Linked DNA regions of Homo sapiens: region 2 is linked to region 1. The links are chromatin loops, found by intact Hi-C in ENCODE. Cell type or tissue: PC-3. All regions are shown on one strand.

Region 1 (5,000 bases):
CAAGTAATTGACAAGTCCAAGGTGGGACTAACTTAAGGCATGGCAGGATCTAGTGGCTAAAAGGACCTTATTAGGGCTATGTTGCTACCTCTAGAATCTGCTTCCCTTTCACTGACCTGATTCTCTTCCTCTATAGGTGACTTCTTTCATGTAACTGGAAAAGGTGGTGGTTGGCAGTTCTGATTTTACATAATTGCAGGCTGTGAAACAGGATTTAACTCTGCAGTAGAGTATTTTTCACTTGCAGACGAGACCCTGGTTAGACCCACGTGCCCATCTCTGAAATGAACATGATAGCTAGGGGAATAGAGTACTCAAATTAGCCAGTCTGGGTCACCCTGCCATCCCTCTGGGCAGGGGATCAGAGCAACATGACTTACCAGCTTCACTGACACTGCAGGAAATGGACCCTTTCCCAAATAAAAATACAGGCCTTTTGTCCAGGCCTGTAAAATAATGACTCTCTATTAGCAGAGGGTACATCCTTATCTATTTTTTGTTGTGTTTTTACTCAGCTACATTGGCTCTGGTGTCTGAGTCATACTTGGTTGTTTCACGAGGCATCACAATTTTTTTGAGGTCACAGGGAGATCATTTTTTACATTTTTACTCTGGAGGTAAATAGCACTTCAGCCAGTCAGTGATCTAAAAGTGTGTTTCCCAAAATATCTAATTTACTACCAGGCATAACCTAGGTTTTGGGAGAAATGAATATATTATCACTTAGATTCTCATTACAGAGCAAGATGATTACCTTTCTTATAAGAAAAATGTAGAACTATTGGAGGAAAAATATTTTTGCTAGTCCCAAAGAATTACCCTCACACATTTTTGCAGGTGCTTATTGGTTGAATCATAAGATATTTGGCCAGGATCCCAAATTTTGTTCTGGCACCAACTGTCAGGTGTCTGTGGCTGAAGGGACATTCGAGGTACATTTACCTCTTATTCTTAACGAGGGCATGTAGTGAACCAGACGGGACCATTTGGGTTGTAAGGGTTCTGTTTTCCTGGTCAGGGCCTGGCTAGCAGCCTGTTAGATCTGTCCTCTGAGCCCATGCCAGTTCCCACTTCATGCTGTGGGGGATGGGGAGAGACTGATGGTTCAGGTACTTCCCACTGGAAAGAGGAGCCTTTTGGACCAATTTTATCAAACCAGCTCTATGAGAAAAGCGGCCTATGGGAGGAAAGAGACACACCTAAAATGAAAATAATGAGAGTTCTCTACTCAGAGGATAGATTTTTAACCTCTTTGCTGCTTTCAGTGATCTGTTAACAATATGGCCTAATGGTGTCCCTGGTCTTGACTCACGTTGATGCTCTCCCTCCTTTGTGATGAGTGGCAGTTTGGGAGAATGGAAGTCTTGAATTTTGACTTCAGGGTAGAATGGGCAGACCAGATTCTTGGTTTCTCTGCATTCCAATGGCTTCAGCAGCCACAGGTCAATCAGTATGAATATGAAATACTGCCTTCTTTGGGAGTTTCCCAGTATATCAGAAAATTCAAGTTCTCACCTTCATGAGGATACTTTTAAGAACCAAATTATTGTTCCTCTGTCCACCTGATATTGATGACTTAGGCACTTAATCCCCTCAGAGCCTTTTACCAATATCTCAGATGGGGTCCTAGAAACCACTGAAATGGATCAGAACATTATCTCAATTTAGTTGAAATTACTCTTCCTGTTCTATTTTCCATCTCAAATTATGCTTGACGGTGTTGTCCAGGATAAGGTTGTACATTGTATTTCAATATGTCTGGTAAGACATGCTCCATAATTTTGGAGTAAAAAAGATAAATATTTGTAAAAATTAATCATTTGGTTTCCTATCTGCCCTTAAAACACGATGTCTAGTATCTCCCTTTTGAAGCCCATTACTATCCCCGCTTCCCCCCAGATTGATGAAGGACTCTGGAGTCTCTGACCAAAGAGGTCAGTCCCACACCAAACCTTATGTGGAGGGGTAACTGATCAGTCCTCCATTGCCATTGCTTCTTGCTGCCACATAGTGTCTCTGTTGCAGCCTTTTCTGCCCTTTTCAAGAAAGTTGATTTGTCATGGAATCACCTTAGCTCCTTGGCATTCTGCAGTGGTTAGGTGGCCAGTACAATTCTTCATTCATACTCACGTGGTGGCCATTGGCCCTAGAGTACAAGACTATGATAGGGTGACTTGGTTCTGGGATCTTCCTGCCAGAACCACAAATACTTAGGCACCAGGAGGTTGTGAATTGTCAGAACAAGAAGGTTGAAGAAGACTGGACACTAAATTTCTAGAATCTCTGGAGGAGAAATATTCATAGAATGAGTTGGCTTTGATGTCCTTGTAGGTCCCTTCCAATCCTAATGTTTGATTCTGAGATCTAAAAAACATTTAACATTGATACTATATTGTAAATTTGATCTTTCTTTATTTCATTTTTAACTATAAAAATGCATAGTGTAAAAAAGTCAAACCATGTTGAAAGAATCTTTCATACTCCTCATATTTTATATCCTTTATTTTCTTTGCATATACAAGTGTTTACATATATGATTATATGTATTTTATATATATATAATACATATGACTTAAAAATGTGTAGATTGGTAATAGAATTCTCATGAATATAACATAATTTATTTAACTGGTCTTTCTTTGAACAGGTTAAATAAATTATTAGGATTGCAAGTGCTAAATTTCAAAGATCCCACCAAATAGCTGTCTAAAATAATATGCTAATTTATATTCCCACCAACAATATATTAGTGTTTTCCTCACATCTAACATGGAGTTTTTTAAATTGGCAACTTTAACACCTTTATATCTTATGAACTACCAGTCGGTTACTCTATTAAAACTTGTCTCGTTGTAAAACAAAATTCTTATTTTTCTCATAAAGATATTTATGAAAAATTTCACAAATATATAAATGTTCAAGGGCTAAAAATGTAGCAGTATTTTTGGAAGCCACAATCTTCTTAAGTCAAAAAAGTGACCATATCCCCATATACTATCTTCTTCCCACAGTTTGAGATTCCCTGCTTTTACCATTTCCATCAGTGTTTATTTTATCTGCATTTCAGTAACTTGTTTCTAGAGAATTTCTCTACAAAGATCAAGTACTTCTCTTTACATCATTTGCCAAAAAGAAAATCCAAAGGCTATAATGTGTTTGGATAAAATATTACACCTATTAATGTACTGTGGAAATTCATCATAGCCTTGTGCAGAGCTGTGACTCATCAAGGTCTTTATGGATCTTCTGACTTAAGCATATGTATGCCTTTACTGCTTGATTTGCCAGCTTTAGCTAATATCTATAAAAGAAGGAAAAACCATCATACATATTTTCTTTCTTGTCTTTCTAGTTTTGTTAATTATATAATTTCTAAACATTTCCAGGGTTTATAATGTTAAATCCTGTTTTAGGACCACAATTCCCATATCTGTCCTGGTCTTAGTCCTGTAGTTTGATGGGTTGAATATTCCCCACCCTCCATTTTGCTATAGCTGTCCAGTTAGCTCATGGTTGGTTAAAGATTGTTTTCTAGTAGTTTCCTCAAAGAAAAGTCATGGAAATGTATTTCCTGAGTGATTTAAAGTTCAACACCAGTTCTACGTTGTCTTTATCCTTGAATAACATTTGATCAGTCTAAAATTCTTGTCACATTTTCTTTCCTTGAACATTGTAAGTATTAACTATTTTCTGGAGTTGAATATGGCTGTAGAGAGGTGTGAGTTCAGTGACTTTTTTCACCCATTTAGGTGTCTTAAGCTTTTTGTCTAGATGCTCAAATAACTCTTTCTTTTATTCATTTTGAGCTTTTGATATCTAGTAAGTTTTCTAGAATACCTATTACTGTTGGTTGTTTTGTGTCAGGTTTTCCTATAACATTGTACGCTCTTTTCATCTGCAGATAAAATTCTTGAATGTCCCTAAAATTTTCTTTCTCTCTGCTTCCCCTTACCCTTCCCTCCCCTCTTCTCCTCTTCTTTTTGACAGTGTCTCCCTCCAGCACCCAGGCTGGAGTACAGTGGCATGATCTTGGCTCACTGCAACCTCTGCCTGCTGGGTTCAAATGATTCTCCTGTCTCACCCTCCCAAGTAGCTGGGATTACTGGCATGCGCCACCACACCCGGCTAATTTTTATAATTTTTAGTAGAGGCAGGGTTTTGTCATGTTGTCCAGGCTGGTCTTGAACTCCTGGCCTCAAGTGATTCACCTGCCTTGGCCTCCCAAAGTGCTGGGATTTCAGGCGTGAGGCACTGTGCCTGGCCGAATGTCTCTAAAATGTTCTTGACTGTATTTTTACATATCTTTTTACTATCTTGATTAAACTGTCTTCCTTAGGGAAACCAATAGTGAGTATATGTTGCCTTTATTCACTTTTATTTATCTTACTCACTTTTCTCGATCCTGTCCCCCTTGTCTCTTACTGTGTTTTAGCAGTGTCTATTCTTCTTGTTGCTTTCAACGTGGTCTACGTTCCTGTGACTGCTTTTTGTTTTCCTTCATGAGCCAGCTCCTGTTATGTTTCCTTCTGATGTTCCTGCTAATCTTACATGAGGTTATTTGAGATTTTGAATTGCTGCTTCACGCTCTTATTTATATGAAAGATTGCTTGATTAAGATCTTTATGTTCATACATGTCATGTTTGGTCAGTTCTAATCTCCATGGTCACTTTTTAGGAGGGGAGAATATTCTTGGTCTGCCAGTTTTTGTTTTTGTTTTTTTCCCTGTTGTGTTCTTTTCTTTTTCTTTGGGAATTTCTCCATAGGTCCTATAGAACTAGAGCCTAGTCTTAGTGGATTTATGGCTGGTTTGGTCAAGCTTCTTATCCCACTGTGTGTTTGTGTGTGTGTGTATGTGTGATTTTCTATTTTTATAGACTTAGAGAAGGTACAAATGCTGACTTGTTATGTGGATATTTTGTGTAGTGGTGACGTCTGGGCTTTCCATGCAACTATCACACAGATGGTGCACATTGTACCCATTAGGTAATTTCTCATCCCT
Region 2 (5,000 bases), 200 kb after region 1:
AGAGGAAGTCAAATTGTCTCTCTTTGCAGATGGCATGATTCTGTATTTAGAAAACCCCATCGTCTCAGCCCAAAATCTCCTTAAGCTGATAAGCAACTTCAGCAAAGTTTCAGGATACAAAATCAATGTGCAAAAATCACAAGCATTCCTATACACCAACAATAGACAAGCAGAGAGCCAAATCATGAATGAACTCCCGTTCACAATTGCTACAAAGAGAGTAAAATACCTAGGAATACAGCTAACAAGGAACATAAAAGGAGAACTACAAACCATTCCTCAAGGAAATAAAAGAGGACACAAACAAATGGAAAAACATTCCATGCTCATGGAGAGGAAGAATCAATATCGTGAACATGGCCATACTGCCCAAAGTAATTTAAAGATTCAATGCTATTCCCATCAAACTACTGTTGACATTCTTTACAGAATTAGAAAAACTACTTTAAATTTCATATGGAACCAAAAAAAGCACGTTTAGCCAAGACAATCCTAAGCAAAAAGAACAAAGCTGGAGGCATCATGCTACCTGATTTCAAACTATACTGCAAGGCTACAGTAACCAAAACACCATGGTACTAGTACCAAAACAGACATATTGACCAATGGAATGGAACAGAGACCTCAGAAATAATACCACACATCTACAACCATCTGATCTTTGACAAACCTGACAAAAACAGGCAATGGGGAAAGGATTCCCTATTTAATAAATGGTTCTGGGAAAACAGGCTAGCCATATGCAGAAAACTGAAACCGAACCTTTTCCTCACACCTTATACAAAAATTAACTCAAGGTGGATTAAATACTTAAATGTAAAACCCAAAATCATAAAAAAGCTAGAAGAAAACCTAGGCAATATCATTCAGGACATAGGCATGGGCAAAGATTTCATGATGAAAATGTCAAAAGCAATTGCAACAAAAGTGAAAATTGACAAATGGGATCTAATTAAACTAAAGAGCTTCTGCACAGCAAAAGAACCTATCATCAGAGTGAACCTCTGTCATTGCAGCTCTTTTGGCTTCTCTGTCTGCCTTTCTGTTTCCTGTAGCCTCAGCACCTCCTCTGTTTGATGCCCTTTACAATGGATGACTGCTACTTCTTTTGGAGCCCATACAGCATCTAAGAGGTGCTCTATTTCCTTTTTATTTTTGATTTCCTTTCCTTCAGTTGTTAATGATCCTCTTTCCTTATATATGGATCCATGGGCATGCAAAGTGGCAAAAGCATACCTTGAGTCAGTATAGATGTTTACTGACTTTCCTTTGGCCAAGAGCAATGCTTTAGTGAAAGCTATTAGCTCAGCTCTTTGGGCTGAAGTTCCGACTGGCAGAGGGTGGGCTTCAGCTACTGAATTCAGTGTTACCACTGCATATCCAGCCTCTCTGACAATTTCAGATATGAAGCTGCTTCCATCAGTAAAGTATTCAACATCTGGGTTTTTTGTTTGTTTGTTTGTTTGTTTGTTTTTTGTGAGATGGAGTCTTGCTCTGTCGCTCAGGCTGGAGTGCAGTGGCACGATCTCAGCTCACTGCAAGCTCTGCCTCCTGGGTTCACGCCATTCTCCTGCCTCAGCCTCCCAAGCAGCTAGGACTACAGGTGCTCGCCACCACACCCAGCTAATTTTTTTGTATTTTTTAGTGGAGACGGGGTTTCACCATGTTAGCCAGGATGGTCTGGATCTCCTGAACTTGTGATCTACCTGCCTTGGCCTCCCAAAGTGCTGGGATTACAGGCATGAGCCACCGTGCCCGGCCACATCTGGGTCTTTTAAGGGCTGGTCCTTTAAGTCTTTTCAGCTTGAGGAAACCTCATCCATTGTTTCCACACAGCAATGATACCCTGGGCCATACAACGAGGGCTTTCCATGCTCTGTCCATTCTATTGGCAGCAGTGTGGCTGGTTATGTAGGGGTTTTCACACAAAATTCCTTGATATCTTAACATCCTAGAGTTAGAAAGCCAGCGATACCCCCTTTGCTCCAATTATAGTTACATAATTTTTAGACAATGGCCCAATCACTTGAGTTACTACTGAGTGCTCCGCACCAGTATCAACCATAAAGTCTGTTTTTCAGCCCTCTACCTCCATTGAGACCATAGGCTCCTCCGGGCCTAATGAAATGGAGCCCAGTCTGTCTCAGTCCTCATAATAATCATTGATTCCTGCTAGTCCGATTAATTCCATGTCTGACTTCTGAAACCCTTGACTGGTGGCAGGGGGCTCTGGCCAGCTCTTTTGTCCTGGATTGTTGCCTCTATCCTTTTCTCTTTCTGGGCATTCATTCTTCCAGTGTCCCATCTGCTTGCATCTCACACATTGATCTCTCTCAAGCCTAAGTCAGCCCTCTCATCCTGGCTTAGCTTCCTGGTTTTGCCTAGCTAGTCCTCTATCATGACTGCAACCACGACCACATCCTCTCACAAAACCAGTTTCTCTTCCAACTAAGACTGCTGCCAGCAAGTCCGCCCTTTTCTTTAGATCTGCGTCGAGCTTCTCTCTTGGCCTCATCCCAACTTACAAACACCTTAGTAGCCACCTGGATAAACTGGGTAACATTCATGCCTTCAAACCCTTCTAACTTCTGAAGCTTTCACTTTATGTCTCCTTGCACCTGGGTTACAAATGCTGCATTAACCATACACTGATTACCTGCAGCCTCTGGGTCAAATGGTGTGTAAAGCCAGTAAGCCTCACAGAACGTCTCATAAAATTCACCGGGACTTTCATCTGGCTTCTGGTGGACCTCTGAGACCTTTCCAATATTGGTGGCCTTTTTTCCTCCAGCCCTTATTCCATTAGAAGTGCCTCTCAATACCGCTGCAAACTTTGTAGCACTTGAGCCTGGTTAGGGTCCCAGGCTGGGTCAGCCTCTCTCGGGAGTGCTTGTTGTGCATACTGCCTGGTATCTCGTGTGCCTACAAGCGCATTGTTCTCCAGCCACTGGAGAGCGACTTCTATAACTCTACAGCACTCTTCCATATTAAATAATGACAGAAGAAGTTGTTTGCAATCAGCCCAGGTAGGATTGTGAATTAGGAAAATAGACTGCATTAGATCTATAAGAGCCTGAGGCTTCTCTGTATAGGAGCAAGTATGTTGTCTCCAATTTAAGAGATCAGTAGTAGAGAAGGGCTGATAAACGAAGAGCTTTTCTCCTCCCTAGACTTCATTCTGTGCATTCAAATAAATTTGTCCCAGTGTTTCTCGGAGGGGCATCTGCATTGCTCGGGCACGGCCCGACCTAAGGTGGCCGACCTCATCCACCTGGAGTTCCTCCCTTGGCTTTTCAGGCAAGGGCTCTGGCTCCTCTCTGTGTGGTGTTGTCTGAGGGGTGCTTTCTTCTGAGTCTGAGCCTCTGGAGGCAGCTGGGGTAGCCTCCTGTCCAAGCCTTGCCAGGGATGGATAAATTGGTGCACAGGGGGTGGACTTTCTAACACTTCAGGTTGGGCCTGTAGGACAGGTTTTTTCTGCTTTTCCTGTAACTCCTATTCTTTTTCTGATGCCTTGCAGCCTCTTTCTATTGTCCCTGGTTTTGTCTGGGCCATTAGTGTCTTACAGTACGTCTCAAAGCAGGCCTGCAGCCACTTAGGGTGCGTCTGAATTACACTTAGCCAGGAGTTGATATACGGAAACTGATCCCAGGTGCCCAGGCTGTTCCCCAAGCCTGGTGACTACCCGAAACATTTAGCCAATTATCTCCCTGTCTGTTGTCCCCTTGGCCAGCCACCCTGCATTAAAAGACGGCCAGTCTATCTCACAAAGGGTTCTCAGTTTCTGTGGAGTTAGCTTAATCCCATAATCACCATTAAAACCTTTTTTAAAGTGTTTCAGCATGCACTACAGTGGAGTAGGCCTTGACACTTTTCCTCCCATTTCCTCCCTCATGATGCACTTTCACTCTGGGATCCACCAGAACGAGTCCTATTACGGGAGGTTCAGACACTGCTTAGCCAGAAGTGTGCATTAATTCCTGTCACAGCTAGCTGCAGCTGTGGAACTTGTCCTATGGGCTGTATGCAGTGTCCTAGGTCTGCTTTTTCCTACACTCTCCTCAGAGCACACAGTCCATGCTAAGAGATCTGTGCCTCCCCACGTCACGCCCCGCGTTGGTCTCTCCCGAGACCATCTCTTTCACACACTTTCACACACCTCCCCCGTCCCCGAAACGGTTTGCCTTTCTGACTGACTCATGAGCCCCACCCATGTCGGGTGTCAGGGTGTGAGTTTTGTCCGAATCAATGGGCCTCTCCCATTGTCCCAACCCCCTTGGGTTGGACTAGTCATCATGCCCTGGGAGGTGATCAGAGTCCCCTTCCGTCCTTATGGGACGGGTCTTGCCTTAGGGCCCAAACCTTACCATGGTTCATATGTCTGAGTGCTGCTCCTGTGACTGTCCTGCAACTCCTTTTACCAGTTCCATTTCTGCTGTCAGGGAGGGCTCCGGAACACGGAAGGTAATTCTCCTTCCGGGCTGAAACTCTCGGTGGTGCCAAGGACCCCGGTCTCCCACGTCCTGGGGCTCTAGCCTACAGGCAAAGGAGACAGAAAATCTGCCATCTCCAATCCCAGATGAGCCCCCAGAAATGTTGTGGAACAATCAAACACAGGAGAGACTGAAAAAGGTTCAGGAGAGTTTATTAAATTAAGGTGATCACTGGCTCAGCCGGACATACGTCCAGAAAGTCTGAGCCCCAAACAAAGGGCTTTTCCTACTTTTAAACATCTTAAGGCAGGAACTACGTGAGGTGGGAAGCAAGTTGCAGAAGCAAGAAACAAAGGCAGCATTACAATATTTCTTATATCTTGAGAGAAACATGTCTTACAACCTAAACTTAACAGTCTTGTGACCCTGCAGCCGTGCAGGAACTTGCTGGGCCTGTAATAAACTTTAAGGAATGTGGAGTTGGGGAGTATAGATAAGGTCCACTGTCCACAGAGAGAAGACAGGCTGTTGATATTCTCTTTTAACTTGAGTGTAAGGGAGGGGGTCACA

The links. Peaks named below come from ENCODE experiments on the same cell type or tissue, not always from the same donor. Only the 100,000 strongest peaks of a DNase experiment are listed, where the experiment ranks them.
Region 2: it touches region 1 in a loop (3-fold over the local background); 1 of 110 quality-filtered maps calls a loop at or near these places.

Annotation. Positions count from the first base shown.
Region 1 is chr13:46,903,418-46,908,417 of GRCh38, forward strand. No RefSeq gene overlaps it. Among named protein-coding and RNA genes, the nearest start is that of HTR2A, 8.9 kb to the left of the region's middle. In PC-3, a CTCF peak has its summit at 2,019; a DNase peak (open chromatin) is centred at 2,054.
Region 2 is chr13:47,106,811-47,111,810 of GRCh38, forward strand. No RefSeq gene overlaps it. Among named protein-coding and RNA genes, the nearest start is that of HTR2A, 210 kb to the left of the region's middle. In PC-3, no CTCF peak of the experiment used is centred here; DNase peaks (open chromatin) are centred at 2,421, 3,471 and 4,241; H3K27ac peaks cover 3,245 bases.